Linked DNA regions of Homo sapiens: region 2 is linked to region 1. A link is an interaction called in ENCODE POLR2A ChIA-PET data of the cell type or tissue named here. Cell type or tissue: OCI-LY7. All regions are shown on one strand.

Evidence for each region. Peaks named below come from ENCODE experiments on the same cell type or tissue, not always from the same donor. Only the 100,000 strongest peaks of a DNase experiment are listed, where the experiment ranks them.
Region 2: POLR2A ChIA-PET joins it to region 1 with 14 read pairs; 2 of 35 experiments call an interaction of 5 or more read pairs at or near these places.

Annotation. Positions count from the first base shown.
Region 1 is chr1:38,056,446-38,064,445 of GRCh38, forward strand. All of the region lies in intron 1 of MIR3659HG (MIR3659 host gene), which reads left to right. Among named protein-coding and RNA genes, the nearest start is that of MIR3659HG, 13 kb to the left of the region's middle. RefSeq lists enhancers at 5,268-5,357, 5,588-5,647. In OCI-LY7, no CTCF peak of the experiment used is centred here; no DNase peak of the experiment used is centred here.
Region 2 is chr1:38,478,771-38,486,770 of GRCh38, forward strand. The region is part of intron 2 of LOC105378657 (a long non-coding RNA gene); the gene reads right to left. Among named protein-coding and RNA genes, the nearest start is that of LINC01685, 7.6 kb to the left of the region's middle. RefSeq lists enhancers at 5,474-6,234, 6,235-6,995. In OCI-LY7, no CTCF peak of the experiment used is centred here; DNase peaks (open chromatin) are centred at 3,801 and 3,981.

The DNA.
Region 1 (8,000 bases):
TATCTTTCCAGACCTTTTTTTTGTGTGGACACACAGTACTTAATAATAGTAGCTTAGGTTTATTGAGGGTTTATGATGTGCAGGTACTGTGCTAAATGCTTCTACCTGAATTTACGCATTGCATCCTCACAAAAACATTATGGGTTAGCTGCAACTATTATTCCCATTTTACAAATGAAGAAACTGAGGCTCAGAGAGTTGAACTCAAACTTGCCAGGGTTATCCAGGTAGTAATCTATATCGTTATCTGTGGATCTATTATGTACAGATATATAGATAGATAGAGATATGAATTCTTTTGGCAGAAGATGGGACCACAGTGCATATAGTGTTTTATAGTGTTTTGTAACTTGTTCTTTTTTGTTGTTGTTGTCGAGACGGAGTGTTGCTCTGCTGCCCAGGGTGGAGTGCAGTGGCGCAATCTTGGCTCACTTCAACCTCCACCTCCTGGATTCAAGCAATTCTCCTGCCTCAGCCTCCCGAGTAGCTGGGATTACAGGTGCCTGCCACCACACCGGCTAATTTTTGTGTTTTTAGTAGAGATAGGATTTTACCACGTTGGCCAGGCTAGTCTCGAACATGTGACCTCAGGTGATCCGCCTGCTTTGGCCTCCCAAAGTGCTGGGATTACAGGCGTGAGACACCGCACCCGGCCTGTAACTTGTTTTTTTAAATTAACAATGTTTTTGGATGTGTGTCTATTTTTTAATACATCTTATCCACTTTACCCTTTTGAAATGGCTGTACAGTATTCATTGTGTTGATGCACTGTAATTTCTTTAAAATCTACTGATGGACATTGAGATTGCAGCTTCTGCCTCTTGTCTGCAGGGCTGTCCTGGGTCCCAGGGAGTAGATAAACTCTTTGTGACCTGAAGGAGCAGAGTTCAGATCAAGCCATGGACATTTTAGGGAGCCAGTGTTCGGGTTCCCCATTCTAAGGACCACCTTGTCAGAGACTAAGCTCCCTGACTCTGGAGGAATTGAGTAAAGGCAGAGTAGCTGCTCTCAGAAATGCCGCAGGAGGATTTTTGTATCAGGCTATGCTTTGGGGGGAGCGTGGGTGGGGCCTGAGGTATAGGGAAAGGAGCGCTGGTTTTACAGCTTGGAGACCTGCTCAAGTCCCTGTTCTGGCTCCTGGCAAACCTCCCAGTGCTTCAGTTTTCCCCATCTGTAAAATGAAAATAGAGTACCACAGTAGTTCAGATCATGGGCTTGGAGCCAGGCAGACCTGATTCTGAGTGTAGGTGCTGCCTCTTACCAGCTGTGTGACCAGGGGCAATTTGCTTAAACTGTCTTAGCTATACTTAACTTTAACCCAGGAATACAATACAAATAGTTGTGTGTGTGTGTGTTTTGAGACAGGGTCTCGCTCTGTTGCCCAGGCTGGAGTGCAGTGACGTGATCACAGTTGACTGCAGCCTTGACCTCCTGGGCTCAAGCGATCCTCCCACCTGAGCCTCCTGAGTAGCTGGGGACTACAGGTGCATGCTACCACACCCAGCTATTTTAAAAAAAGATGTTTTGTAGAGATAGGGCCTCATTATGTTACCCAGGCTGGTCTTGAACTCCTAGGCTCAAGCGATTTTCCCACCCGGGCCTCCCAAAGTGTTGGGAATATAGGCATGGGCCACCACACCAGCCTACAAATAGTTTGTCCTTACATTTCAACTAATTTTTTTTTTTTTTGAGACGGAGTCTCGCTCTGTTGCGCAGGCTGGAGTGCAGTGGTGTGATCTCGGCTCACTGCAACCTCCGCCTCCTGGGTTCAAGCAATTCTCCTACCTCAGCCTCCCAAGTAGCTGGGATTACAGGCGCCCACCACAAGGTCCAGCTAATTTTTTTATTTTTATTTTTAGTAGAGATGGGATTTCACCATGTTGGCCAGTCTGGTCTGGAATTCCTGACCTCAGGTGATCCGCCCGCCTTGGCCTCCCAAAGTGCTGGGATTACAGGCATGAGCCATCGTGCCTGGCCTCAGCTAATATTTTTTATCACCTGTTTTCGCCCAAGCATTGAGGATATAGCCATGAAAAAGATAGACAAAGCCACTGTCCTCAGAGAATGTACATTCTAGAAGAGGAGGGAAGAGAATCAGACAGGAAACAAATAAACAGTTTCACAGAAGATGACTACAGATTATACTAAGAGTTTTGAAGAGACTGCATCGGATGCTATGATAGAGTTGCTGGAGGGGCCCAGATGCAGTTGGTTGAGAAAACCCTCCCTGAGGATGTGACATGGGAGCTGAGGCCTGGGGATGAGAAGGGCCAGTCACACTGAGAGCCATGGAAAGAGCGTCCTGGCAGGGAAGACTGTGAGGTGCCAAGGTGTCCTTGTGTGTCCAAGGAACAAAAGGCAGCTGATGTTGCTGGAGCAGAGTGGCAGAGGAGAGAGCAGCTGGAGCTGAGATCCAAGAGGGAGGTGATGCAGACCTAGCAGGCCCTTGTAGAACGTGGTCAGGAGTCTGATATCCTGCTAAGGGTGAATTTCTACCTCTTAGGGTTCTCATGAGGGTTCAATGAGATATGCATGTTTGGGTTTCCCCAGAAGCAGATCCCAAGATAAGGATTTGAACACATGCAGGAAAGTGATTCCAGGAAATGCTGGTAGGGAGTGGGCCTGTGAGACTGGGAGGGGAGGAAGCCCACAGAGAGAGCCTCTTGGAGCAAGTTGCAAGTTACACTATGGGTAACTGGACCACTGAGGATCACTGGGCGCCTGTGTTGAACACACTTCTGAGAGTTACCCCACTTGCTAGATGAGGAAGCCAGGTCATTTATCTACTGTCATGTCAGTCATTCTGGGGGTTGGGGTGAAGGTTAATTCTCTAGCACTCTGAGCCTGCCTTGGGAGGGCAGAGCAGGCTCCTGGAGACCAGAAGAAGCCCTCAGGCAAGGATGCAGCTGCAGGCAATTTGAAGTCAGGCTAGAGTACACTGAAATGGTAGGGCCTGGAGGAATGGGGGTGGAGCGCCAGCACTGTCTGCTACTCATGGAGAGCTTGTGGCATAGGAAGCACCCTATCGATGATAGTAATTATTGCTGATAATATTAATGGTAGTTTTACTAATGATTATTGTCATTGTGAGGGTTAAATTGGAGGATATTAATCATAGCTCACATATATTGGGTTCTTATAGGTGCCAGCAGTAAGCACTTCTAAGCACTTTACATGCTATCTCATTTCATACCTGTAGTAGCTAGTATGTAGGAGAATGCATGATGTGTGGCAGGCAGTCAGTAAATCGCTGTTTCTTCAAACTTGGAAGTTCTAGAACTTCAGGTGATGAATTTGGGACTGTTCAATGGACCCCTAGATGCTGAGGGTTCTTGTCCCAAACCTCCTGAGCTACAGGCAGCCTCCCTGGTGCCTTGAGATGCTGACTCAGCAGAGAAAGATGTAAATTCCTACCTTGGTTTGCATACAATTTACACATATTTATTTATGAGTGTCTTTGATTAATGTCAAAGTGCCTGTGTGATTTTTCTGCCAGGCTTCTGGGCCCTGCAAGGGCATGGCTGGCATCAATGTGGCTGCAGGCTCCGTGTGAGCATGTGGGGGTTCTCGGGTGGCCTGAAAGTGACAGCCATGGGTAGTGGCTGGCAGCCATAGGTAGTGGCTGGCAGCCATAGAGGGCGTGGTGAGCAGCCTGGAGCCTGTTATTCTAGCGTGATTTGGGCAGCTGGTGTGAGTCGGGGATGTCTGTTAGCATGTGGCAGGGTCCAGCCAAGGGACTGGGGGCAGGTCAGGGCTCCAGGCACTGGGGTGAGTGACTGTGGGCCCACAGTTGGCCATGGTCTTGGAGGAGCCTGGGTGGCGGCCACATTTTCTGGGTGGGAACTCAGACCCAGGGAGCCAGGACAAGCTCAGGTTCTAGGACTCATGGTGGTGGGAAAGGCTTCCAAACAAGGCAGAGCTCAGAGGCTGTCTCTGCAGAGTGCCTGCCCCCCGGGGCTGCCCAGGGCAGGAATCCTCTGCTTAGAAGCTCTGAGAAAGGGAGTGCTCTCTGCAATCAAGGCCTGGGACAGGAATTGAGAAAATCTGCCAATCAGCAAGAATTTTCTGTGTGCTGGCAGTGCCCAGCCCTGTGTCTGGAACTGTGGAGAAGATCAGTCCTAGCCTGTAAACTTTGGCAGGAGAACTGGTGAGATAAGGAGGGAAGGGCAGACCCCGACCTTGGTGGAGGCTCTGTGCTTGGCACCATGCGGTACTTACACCCATTATCTCCTTTAATCCTCACAAGAGCCCAGACAGGCAGTTAATGTCATGTCTCCTCATTACAGGGGAGAAGCAGGGATCAGAGAGCTGTAGTAACTTGCCCAAGGTCACACAGCAAGTAAGTGGAGGAGTCTAGATTTGAACCCAGCTCTGTTTCATTCCAGAGCCCAAGCACTTGACCAGTTTATTCTGCCTCAGCTAGGTGTAAAATAAGGATAAAACCAAGATCATTTAGTTTTTGTGAGTTAAATGGGCTCAAGTGTGTGGACAGCTTAGCATGGTGGCTGGCACACAGTAAGTGCTCAGTAAAAGTGTTTTTTTCTTAAGTGGTACAGCAAGGATTCTTAAATCCTGGTTCATTGCACCCTCGTGTTTGCATGGTACTGTGGTTTTTGCCAAGGCCAATTGGGAGGGCAGACGGTTGGGAACAGAGCATGACCTCTGCTGTGAGTTGAGTGAGCCCTTGTCATGCAGGGACACTGACAGCCATCAGCAGATGGGTGGGACCACCTGCCAGGCCAGATCCTCTGTTGGCTCAAGGCCCAGCCCTGGATAGGGTAGGGACACTGAGGCTGTCTAGTCAGGATGGCCTGGATATACGTGTGTGTGTGTATGTGTGTGTGTGTGTGTGTTTATGGACTTGGTGAGGGTCCTGGACTAGAGAAGGAGAGACAACTTTGGGAAGTGGGGAGCTCTCCCAGCAGGCAATGGTCAGAGCCCTTTCTTATTTCCAGCTGCAGAGATCTAAATCAGGTGAGAGCCTGAACCATGTGAAAATGTGTGGGAAATCACTCCTGGCAGAGGGAACAGCAAGTGCAAAGGCCCTGCGGTGGGAATGAACTTAATGTGTACATCCACTTTCCACAGTAGCTGTAGAGACAATATTGACTCCAATTCTCCAGTATTTGATGTAGAGGAGCTAAGTGGGGGCAGGATTCATTTATTCCTTCAACAAACATTTAGTGCCTGCTTTGTGCCAGGCACTATCCTAGATGCCAGTGGCTAACACTTATTTGGTGCTCACTGCTTCTAAGCACTTTATGTATATTATCTCATTTAGTCTTCACAGCACCACATTGAGTTGGGGAAGTCTGGGGAGACAGCTGGTCCTCCTCTGTTTCCTCTACCTTCTTCCCATCTCCCAGCCACCTCAGGTACCCAGTATGTGCCACCCAGGAAGACCAGGATCTCCACAGTGGGTGAGGTGGGGCAGTTCTGAGAACATGACTGCTGCAGGGTCTTTCCCGTCCTGACTGGGCCCTGCCTAAGCGCAGGCTGTTAGCCTCCTGGGAGCCACCCAGTGACAGGCTAGAAAGGGTGCTCTCCAGTCAGGCCTGCCTCAGAACATCCCCTCCCAGGGGGCTTCCAGTTGTACCTTCTCTGTTCCTTCTCTACCACTCAGCTCCTGGCCTCCCTCCAACCCATTTGTGTAGCTTAAGCCCTGTTTTTGGACTCTGCCTAGGGAGCCACGTTCCAGTTCAGGGCTGAGACTGCTGGCAGGGAGAAAAGAAAAACTTCCATTTTCTGATGGGGCAGTCCCCGAACACTCCCTGTGGTTTCACTAACTCTGCTGGAGGCAGCAGGGCGGTTCACACTGTGCCCGGCTGACTCTGTCCTTTCCTTACGATGATCAGCTCACAGGGCCTCAGCCAGGGCAGACTTTTCAGTTCCTAACTGCCCACCTGTGCCTGTGCACCCAGCTTGTGCCCATGACCTGGGCTCCTCACCCTCTTCCGGAGGAAAAGGGGCAGAAAAGATTAAATAGAAAATTGCTCAAAATTCAGAGGCCGTGGAACAGATCTGACAGTTCCAATAGACTTTGGTGAATAAATAAACCTGGAAAAAGGGGGTTTTCTGGGTGGGGTGAAGGAAAAGGAAGGTCTTGTATGATGGGCTACGCTAACCTGGAAACCATGGCTCCATCTGTCATTCCATTCATCCGTCTATCCATCTATCCAACCATCCATAATCCATCCTGCCTGCCTGCCTGCCTGCCTGCCTGCCTTCCTTCCTTCCTTCCTTCCTTCCTTCCTTCCTTCCTTCCTTCCTTCCTTCTCTCCATCCATCCATCCATCCACCCACCCACCCACCCACTGACTGCTTGCCTGATGCAGCCACCAGCTCAGTTATGCTTGTGGAGTAAGTGTGCTGGGAGCTCGTCAGTGTTTATGCTTTTATGACCCCTCTGTTTGTGCATTTCCTCTCCTCACCAGGTTTGTAGAGAGCTCCTTGTGAAGTGAAGTCCCTCCATCTCTGTAGAGCCAAGAGGAGGGGCTCTGTGTTGGCTGTGGGGTTGGCAGCAGCTGCCTGGCTTGGGCACCCTGGTTAGTGGGGAATCTTGCATGCTGCTGCCACTCCTGCTGCACCAGGCCTATGACCTTCAGTCCCAGCTGTGGAGTGTGCCAATGTGGTCGCCAGGTGAGCAGGGCCAGGGCTTTGCACTGCTCCAGGGGCAGGGCCTTGTTGCCTGGCAGCCTGCCCATGATGCTGAGGGGCTGCTGGCCTCCAGCCAGCACCAAGCTTTTAGAGTGATACAGTTGTATTGCTGCAGAACCTCTCCACACTACTATAGTAAACAAACAGTCTGGGGCCAGGCATGGTGGTTCATGCCTATAATCCCAGCACTTTGTGAGGCTGAGGCAGGTGGATCACCTGAGGTCAGGAGTTCGAGACCAGCCTGACCAACATGGTGAAACCCCATTGCTACTAAAAATACAAAAAATTAGCTGGGCGTGGTGGCACATGCCTGTAATCCCAGCTAATTGAGAGGCTGAGGCAGGAGAATCACTTGAACAGAGGTTACACTGAGTGGAGATTGCACCATTGCACTCCAGCCTGGGCAACAAGAACGAAACAAAAAAAAAAAAAAAAAAAAAAAGTCTGGGACTCTGGGCCTGCCTGGGAACCAGGAAGGATTGGGGTAGTTGCCATCTCTGTTCTTGGAGGGGTGGGTGGGTGGGCGAGCTTTGAACCCAGCAGCTGCTGTGGGCCTGAGAGTTGAGGCCAGTCCTCCCGACCCCAGCCAGACCTGGCTTGGACAGCAGATGTGGGGCAGCACACAGACTAGGCGGTGAGCTGTGTTGGCTGGAAGTGAAACTGCAGAGGGCCCAAAGGCAAAAGACCCAAATCAGACGGAGATAGAGATGCAGATAGAGCAGAGGGATATGGAGATTGAGGGGGTGAGGGGGGAGTGGGGGAGAGAGAGAGAGAGTCTCAGAAAGGCAAGACAGAGTCAGTGAGAGAGGGAAGATTCAAAGGACTGAGAAGAGAAGGATCAGGGGAGGGGAGTCCAGGGCAAGGGAAGAAAGCCGGTGTGGTGGGCTCAGGGAAGCAGGTCTTTCAAAGGCAGGGGATGCAGAGAGTAATGATAGCTTAATAAAAGCCCCCTCCTGTGTGGACAGCACCCTACAGCGAACAAACTTTCCCACTTGCCAAAACTCATTCAGGCCTCCTGATAGCCGGGCTGAGATGGGGTTGGAGATCTCCACGCTGCAGGATGGGGCGGGGAGCTGGAATTGGAACTGGGACTGGCTGGAGTGGGTAACACAGGGTGGGGGTGGTGAGTGGCTTAGAGACAGAGCCCCCAGCTGGGCCCAAGTCCCTGCAGTGACTGAGACTTCCCCAGCTGTGTTCCCGGGCCAGGCTTGTGCTCGCCATTCCTGCCACCATGACAGTGCTGCTTTGTTTCCTGGGAGGAGGTGCGTCGCTCTCAAGTCCCGGCTGCTGACTGTAGTGGATGCTGTGGTGCATGCTCAGATTCCCCTTCAGGTCTGAGGCGC
Region 2 (8,000 bases), 420 kb after region 1:
CAAAGCATAAACAACAAAAGAAAAAATAGGTAAATTAGACTTGACCAAAATTTGAAATTTTGTACTTCAAAGGACACTATCAAGAAAGTAAAAAGACAACTCATGGAATAGGCAAAACTATCTGCAAATCATACATCTGGTAAGATTATTCAGGATATATAAAGAACCCTTACAATGCAACAATAAAAGACAAATAACCCAATTAAATAATGAGCAAATAATTTGAATAGATATTTATTCAATGGAGATAAACAAATGGACAATAAGCAAATAAAGAGATGCTCAAAATAATTAGTTATTAAAGAAATGCAAATAAAAACCACAGTGAGATACCACTTCGACCCACTAGTATAGCTATAATCAAAAAGACAATGAAAAATGTTGGTGAGGATATGGAGAAATTGGAACTCTCATACATTGCTGATGGAGATGTAAAATGGTATAGCCATTATGGAAAACAGTTCAACAGTTTCTCAAAAAGTTAAAAACACAGTTAGCCTATGACCTGGCAATTGCAACCAAGATAATTGAAAACATATGTCCACACAAAAACTTGTACATAAATGTTCACAGTGGCATTATTCATAATAGCCAAGAATTATAAACAACCTAAATGTCCATCAACTAATCAACTGATAAACAAAATGTGTAATATCCATACAATGGAACATTATTCAGCCATTAAAAGGAGTGAAGTACTGATTCATGCTGCAAGCAAGACACACACAAAAAAGCCACACATTGTAGCATTTTATTTGTATGAAATGTCCAGAATGCAAATCCATAGAGCCAAAGTAGATTAGTGGCTGCCAGGGGCTGGGGAGAAGGGGAAAAGGAAAGTGATTACAAAAGGTTACAGGGTTTCTTTTGTGAGTGGGAAGAATACTCTGAAATTAGATAGTAGTGATGGTTGTACAACCCTGTGACTATACCTAAAACCACTGAATTGTACACTTTAAAAGGTATATTAGTCTGCTTTTACACTGCTGATAAAGACATACCTGAGACTGGGCAATTTACAAAAGAAAGAGGTTTAGTTGACTTACAGTTTCACGTGGCTGAGGAGGCCTCACAATCATGGCAGAAAGTAAGGAGGAGCAAGTCACATCTTACATGGATAGCAGCAGGCAAAGAGAGAGCTTGTGCAGAGAAACTCCCATTTTTAAAACCATCAGATCTTGTGAGACTCATTCACTATCACCAGGACAGCATGGGAAAGACTTGCCCCCACAATTCAGTGATTCATTCATCTCCCACCGGCTCCCTCCCACAACACATGGGAGTTATGGGAGCTAAAAGATGAGATTTGGATAAGGACACAGAGCCAAACCATATCAAGGGGATAAATTTTATGGTATGAGATATACTTCAGTTTTGTTTTGAAAGGTTCTGCAAACTATAAAGCACCACCTACAATACAATTTCTGTAGCAGGAGCAAGGGGTATTACATGAAGTCCAGAATGCTCATCTGCCTAATTAATTCCCGAGACCCTTCTCAGTCTTCATGGCAGTATGTCACCAGGATAAGCTGGCAGTATGTCACCAGGATAAGCTGGCCATGGTGGGTGGTCTGTGCCAGGCCTTGGGAGCCTAACTGGGGCTTCTGTGTACCCCTGGGCCTCCAGAAGGAACTGGGGCACATGAATTCTGGATCTGCTGAGCCCCACTAGGATGGGAGAATGAAGACATTACAAATAAGCCTGCCTAGAAAAGCCCACACAGACTGGAAGTCTGAAGACATGGAGTCCAAAGCAGAGGGCTTGGGCTAGAATTCCAGGAACAGAGACTCAGCAAGTGATCCTGAGCAGAGACCATCCCTCCTTTAGTTCCCCCAATTTCTTTCATCAGGTTAGTCCAGATTGTGCCTTGAGACTCCTTTTTTTTTTTTTCTTTTTTGAAACAGAGCCTTGTTCTGTCGCCCAGGCTGGAATGCAGTGGCTCAGTCTCGGCTCACTGCAACCTCTCCCTCCTGGGTTCAAGTGATTCTCGTGCCTCAGCCTCTCATGTAGCTGGGATTACAGGCACCCGCCACCACACCTGGCTGATTTCTGTATTTTTAGTAGAGACGGGGGTTTCACCATGTTGCCTGGCTGGTCTTGAACTCCTGACCTCAAGAGATCCACCTGCCTCAGCCTCCCAAAGTGCTGGGATTACAGGTGTGAGCCACCGTGCCTGGCCTGTGCCTTGAGGTTCTGATGAGAGACTCTTCCTCTCATTCTGTGGCTCTGCAACAGCAACCAAAGTGGGTAGGGTCCCTAGATCCCAAGCACAGCCCTGCTAGAGGAGAGGCTCTTTGTTTCCCTGGGACAGGCCTGCTGCAGTGACTGGTTTGGGGCCCCAGGAGCGGCCCTGGTTTCAGACTGCTTCCAGGCCATGGGTCCACCCATGCCCTACTGGCTTCCCGAGCCACATCCCTGGATTCTACCTCAGGTTTTGAACCTGATTCTCTACATGAGCCTGATTTTGAACCTCTGGTTCTCTGTATGAACTGCTTACTGTGGAGCTGCAACCAGAATCTAGCCTACACTTCAGATCACTCCAGAAGTCCCATCTGTTTTTGGCCATAGTCTTCCGAACTCTGGCCTAGCCTGACCAGAGTGGCTGGTACCCAATGCTTGGAGGGTGCCTGGGCTCCAGCTCATCCCTACATGAAGATAACCTGAGCTACAGTCTATGTCAACTGGCCTGAGGCTATATCTCCGACCTCCTTCTCGGTATTCCCACCTTCCTTCATCCCACTCTGACAACACTGGCCTCCTTGTGTGTTTTTAAATAGGTCAAGGGGGTCCCATTTCAGGGCTGGAACAGTCCCCTCCCTAGTCCCATGGCTGGCTCCCTCACTTCATTTAGTTCTTTGCTCACATATAACCTCTTTGCAGAAATTGTCTCTTACCACCCTTATAAAATAGCACCCCTGTCACATTCTGTCCCTGTATCCTGCTTTACTTTTCCTTCTTTATGTGCTTTTGGTCTGTAACCCTCCCAGAACAGAAGCTCCATGAGGACTGGACTTTGTTTTGTCCACTGCTGTATCCTCAGCACCTAAGAGTGCCTGGCACCTAGCTGACACTGGATACATATCTGCTAATAAATGAATGAATGAATGAACGAGCAAAGGAATGAACAAGTGAATATTTTGTCTCATTGGAAGCTAACAACTAACGGTGAGAATGACATATTATGGCCTTTCTCTGACTCTGAGAAATTGAAAGCACAAGAACAATAAATGACTTTCCTATATTTGCAAAGAGTTGGGGTGAAAAAGGAACTTGGAGAGGGTGGGCCTTGGTGCCCACTCCATGATTGCGAAGCCATCCTTCCTACTCTGTGTGAAATACCCTGTTTGGAGACATCCTGTATGGTTTACAGAAGAACAGCAGAGCCCATGAGGCTAGCCCAGGGCTGGAGCAGGAGCAGGATCTAAAGAGCTAACAGAGCTTCCACAGGGAGGAGCTCAAAAGAGTCTCAGCACCTGCCTGAGCAAACGGTCCAGGGTATGCCTTCCATCAAGCAAGCCCTCAGAGGCAGACTGCTGTGAACACATCTGGGACCATGCTCTACCTTGCTGGTCCTTGAGCAGGTCAAAGAGTCTTTGGAAATTCGAGAGCATGAATCCAGAACACCTATGTCCTAGGTCTAGCCCCACCACCCCTCACACTTAGGACAATAGGACAAGGACGTCTGTGCTGACTACCTTAGAAAGGGAACTAAAAAACCTACGTAACATGTTTCAAACAATAGGTCACACGGATGGGCCCCTGCCTTCATTTGGAGAAGTGAGGTGGTGCTGTGAAAACAGCACTGGGTTCGGAGATTTTTGTTGAAGTTCCAATTCTCATCACTTGCAAGCTCTGTGAGGGACAAGGCTCGTAACTCTTCTGAACCTTTATTTTCTCAACCATTAAATTCTCAACTAATAAACCTCACCTCACAGGGATGCTGTGAGGATTTCAGGAACTGAAATTTCGTAGTCAGCTGATGGTCAATGTGATCTGTTGGAGTGTGATATGTTTTGTGCACCTGATGAGCTTAGGAATTCACATGAATAATAAGAGAAGAAGGAAACTAACCAATCAAAACAGAACACTCTCTGTGCCTCAATTTTCTCTTCTGCAAAGTGGGAGTAATAGAGCCTATCACACAAGATAGTTGTAAAATGCAACATATATAAAAAGCATGAGATATATATATATATATATATATATATATATATGGTGCATAGTAAGCTCTTAGTAGAAGTTAGCTATCACTGTTGTTGCTATTATTAGGACTGTCATGTACCAGCATTATATTCTATAAATAATAAAATATCAACAATGAGATATTGACACATGAGCCTCTGCTCGGGCAATGTCGATTATCCATTCCCCATCTACTCTCCATCCCAGGGGGCCTGTCAGGAGGGAATGGCTGATTCGACATTTTAGCTCCTTCCCTGAACATCTCAACCAAAAACTGGTTTAGTTTCTATATGTAAAAAGCGTTTAAGGCATAAAACATTATATTGCCTTTCCATGACAAGAAAAGTTTGCTGATTTACATCTCTGTGTGAATCAGTAAGGAAATAGGAAGCCGTGAAATAATTGGTTTAATAAAAATTAACTGCTCATGAGGTGTCCAACCTAGTAATTCCAATAATCTTTGGAGGAAAGGACAAATGCCTGCACCCACAGGTTGCTTATAACTATAGAAGAAGGACAGATGCATTCTCTGTGCATCAGAAGACAAAGCTAGGGTCAGGCCTGCAGATTAAAAAAAAAAAAAAAAGGCAGATTGCAGTTCAATATTAAAAAGCACTTCCTACCAAAATAGCTGGCTGGAATTGTAATGGCCTGACTCAGGAGGAAGGGTGTTCCCTGTCACTGGATGTGATGAAGTGGAGACTTCTGCTGCAGAGGAGATGAATACATTGGATAAAGGTCTGAGTTACATTACTTTTAAGGTTCCTTCCAATTCTAAGATTCTGTGGCTCTCTACATACATAAATTACCTACAAAGGAGAGAAGAAAGCCACACTGGTCTGAATCTCAGATCATGATTATATGCACAGAAAACTAAAGGTGTTCAATGGTTACTTTTGCCCACTTCCATTGCACCAGCCAAAGGAATATAAGGACTTCTTTCCTTCCCCCTCCAATTGAGGGATCAAAGCTTTGTCCCTCCCCGACAGGAGGCCTTCTGTCACCAACACACTCCCTGCAGATGAGGAATACTTAGAGGGCCATGGTTCTGCTGCTCAGCCCAGCTCAGCTGGGTACCACTTCATTCATTCCACAAATGCTTCTTGAGTATCTGTTTTTGTTTTTTGGTTTTTGTTTTTGGTTGTCATTGTTGTTGTTTTTCCAGATACTGTGCTGGGTGCTGGGGATACTGAGTCAAGTAAGATATGATCCCTGCCCTCAGAAAAACTACGGAATGATGGGACATCCATGAAAGTCAATTGGATGTCATACTACAGTGTAATTGAGGCAGATAAAAGGTGCTCTGAGGAGGGATGTCTAACCTGGACTGGAAAGGCTCCCTGGATGAGGTGACTCAGGCTGAATTTCAGAGGTACTGTTAACAGTTAGTTAGCTAGACCAGTGCTGTCCAGTAGAATCTTCTGTAGTGACGGCAATGTTCTATGATCTACTTACACAGTACCTAGTAGCCACGTGAGGTAACGGAGCACTTGAAATGTGGCTCATGCAACTGGGGAACTGAACTGTTCATTTTATTAAAGTTAAAATGTGTCTATATTGGACAGAATAGATAGGCAAAGGGTGAGAGAAGGCTGTTACAGATAGAGGACAGAGATCAGAAGTGTGCAAGGGCACAGCACCTGGAGGGCATGACGAGGCAGCCAGTGAGGGGCCAGAAGAAGGGGCCTGTGGGTCCATGGTGGGGGATGGGATCGAGACTGGTCAGCAGCCAGCTCCTGAAAGTCCTGGTGTGTGAAGCTAAAGAATTTGAACTTCCTGGCCGGGCGCGGTGGCTCATGCCTGTAATCCCAGCACTTTGGGAGGCCGAGGTGGGCGGATCACGAGGTCAGGAGATGGAGACCACGGTGAAACCCCATCTCTACTAAAAATACAAAAAATTAGCCGGGTGCAGTGGCGGGCGCCTGTAGTCCCAGCTACTCGGGAGGCTGAGGCAGGAGAATGGCATGAACCCGGGAGGCGGAGCTTGCAGTGAGCCGAGATTGCACCACTGCACTGCAGCCTGGGCAACAGAACGAGACTCCGTCTCAAAAAAAAAAAAAAAAAAAAAAAGATTTTGAACTTCCCATTTATCCTGAACTTCTTATTTTTTTTTTTCTCCTGGGCTCATGAAATCTGCCTGCCTCAGCCTCCCAAAGTGCTGGGATTACAGGTGTGAGCCACCAAGCCTGGCCCTAAGGTTTTAAGTAGAGAATGATAAAGTTACATTTGTGTTTTAGAAATATCACTGCAACAACAGTGTGGAGAATGGATTGTGGGAGAGGCCGTGGGCCAGGGGAGCAGCTTGGGGAGGCTGCTGAGAGCCGGAGCTGCTGAATGGCTGACAACAGAGCTAAGCAGGGGCAGTGGGAAAGAAAAGGATGAGGGCCCCAATCTGATCTGACTCAGGACTTCTATTGCTGATCAGACCTACTGATGGGGGGAGGACACAGCTGGGATGAGATCCCACCCAGGTTCCTGGCGTAGAGGGCAGGTGGATGCCATGGCATGGAATTCCCAGGGAGGGGGATTGTGGGCAGAGCCACTAAGGGCATGTGTATTGAGTCAACAGAAGAGAGCATGAAATGGAACCCTGGAGAAGGGAGACATTTAAAAGGTGGACCAAGAAAACAAGTCCACGAAGGATACAGAAAAAAAAAAAATCAGAGAGGCAAAAAGAAATCCAGAAGATGAGTGTCACGGAAACAGAGAAGACAGAGTTTCTAGGCAGGAGTAGTCAAGAGTGTCAAATGCCATATGAGCATTAAAAGGGTGACAGTGAACTTAGCAATTAGGAGGTGAGGGTGGGGTGGGAGCAAATTTAGTGGAGCACTGGGGGTCTTAACACCGATCTGGATTTGACAGTTGAGACCTGTTTCTTCCTGAGATCGTCTGCTCCCTGGAGACATAGGGCCCAGTGGCTTTTAAACTTTTTTGAGTCACAAATGCCTTTGACAATCTAATGAAAGCTATGTCTCCTGTCTCCAGGGAAATTCACCCACAAATAAAATGTTGTATTTCATTTCAAGGATCCCCTAAAGCTCATCCACTGACCCCCTGGTTTTAAAAAAGTCAAAATTACTTAGTTTCTATTTGCTGAGTTCTGGCTGCAGAGATCTGAATTCTAACCAAATCGTCTGCTTCCTGGGAATCTAAATCTAGACAGAAATCTTCCATTCCTCCATCTCCTGGGGCCCTCTAGCCTCAGCTCCAGCCTGGTTCATTCACATTTCCAGGCTTATTGTCCTGCTTCCTGTCAATCAACTCTAAATCATTACGCAAATTAACATCTCTAAAGCCCACCTCAGCAGCCTCTGCCTGGAGATGTGTAACTAGTGTTTCCCAGGGTCCAGCCTGGGGTACAAAGGGGTCACAAAAGCAGTTATAGAACTGGGAGAACCGCCTGCCGCCCCTGCACAATGCCAGCGGGTGGAGCAGGGCTTTGCTCTGACATCTGAGGGCTTGTAGCCCAGGAACGTTTGTCACTGTCCCTTCCCACCAAACATCTTGGTTCACAGGTCTCTTTTGGCCCTCTCTTCCAGTTTTTGAACATACCTAGGTATAAATGAATTCGCTGAAGTTTCAAAGCTTGTTCCCAGTTTAGGGGATACCCCCAGAAGAAAGGTAAAATCAATGTGTTTTTTTTCAGAAGAAAAGAGGGAGAATGGGTGGAGATATAGAAAGAAGGGAAGAAGGCAGGCAGGCAGGCAGGAGGAAGGGAAGAAGGAAGGGAGGGAGGGAGGGAGGAAAGAAGGAAGGAAAGAAGGAAGGAAGGAAGGAAGGAAGGGAGGAAGGAGAGGTCATCTTGTTGCTAAATCTTG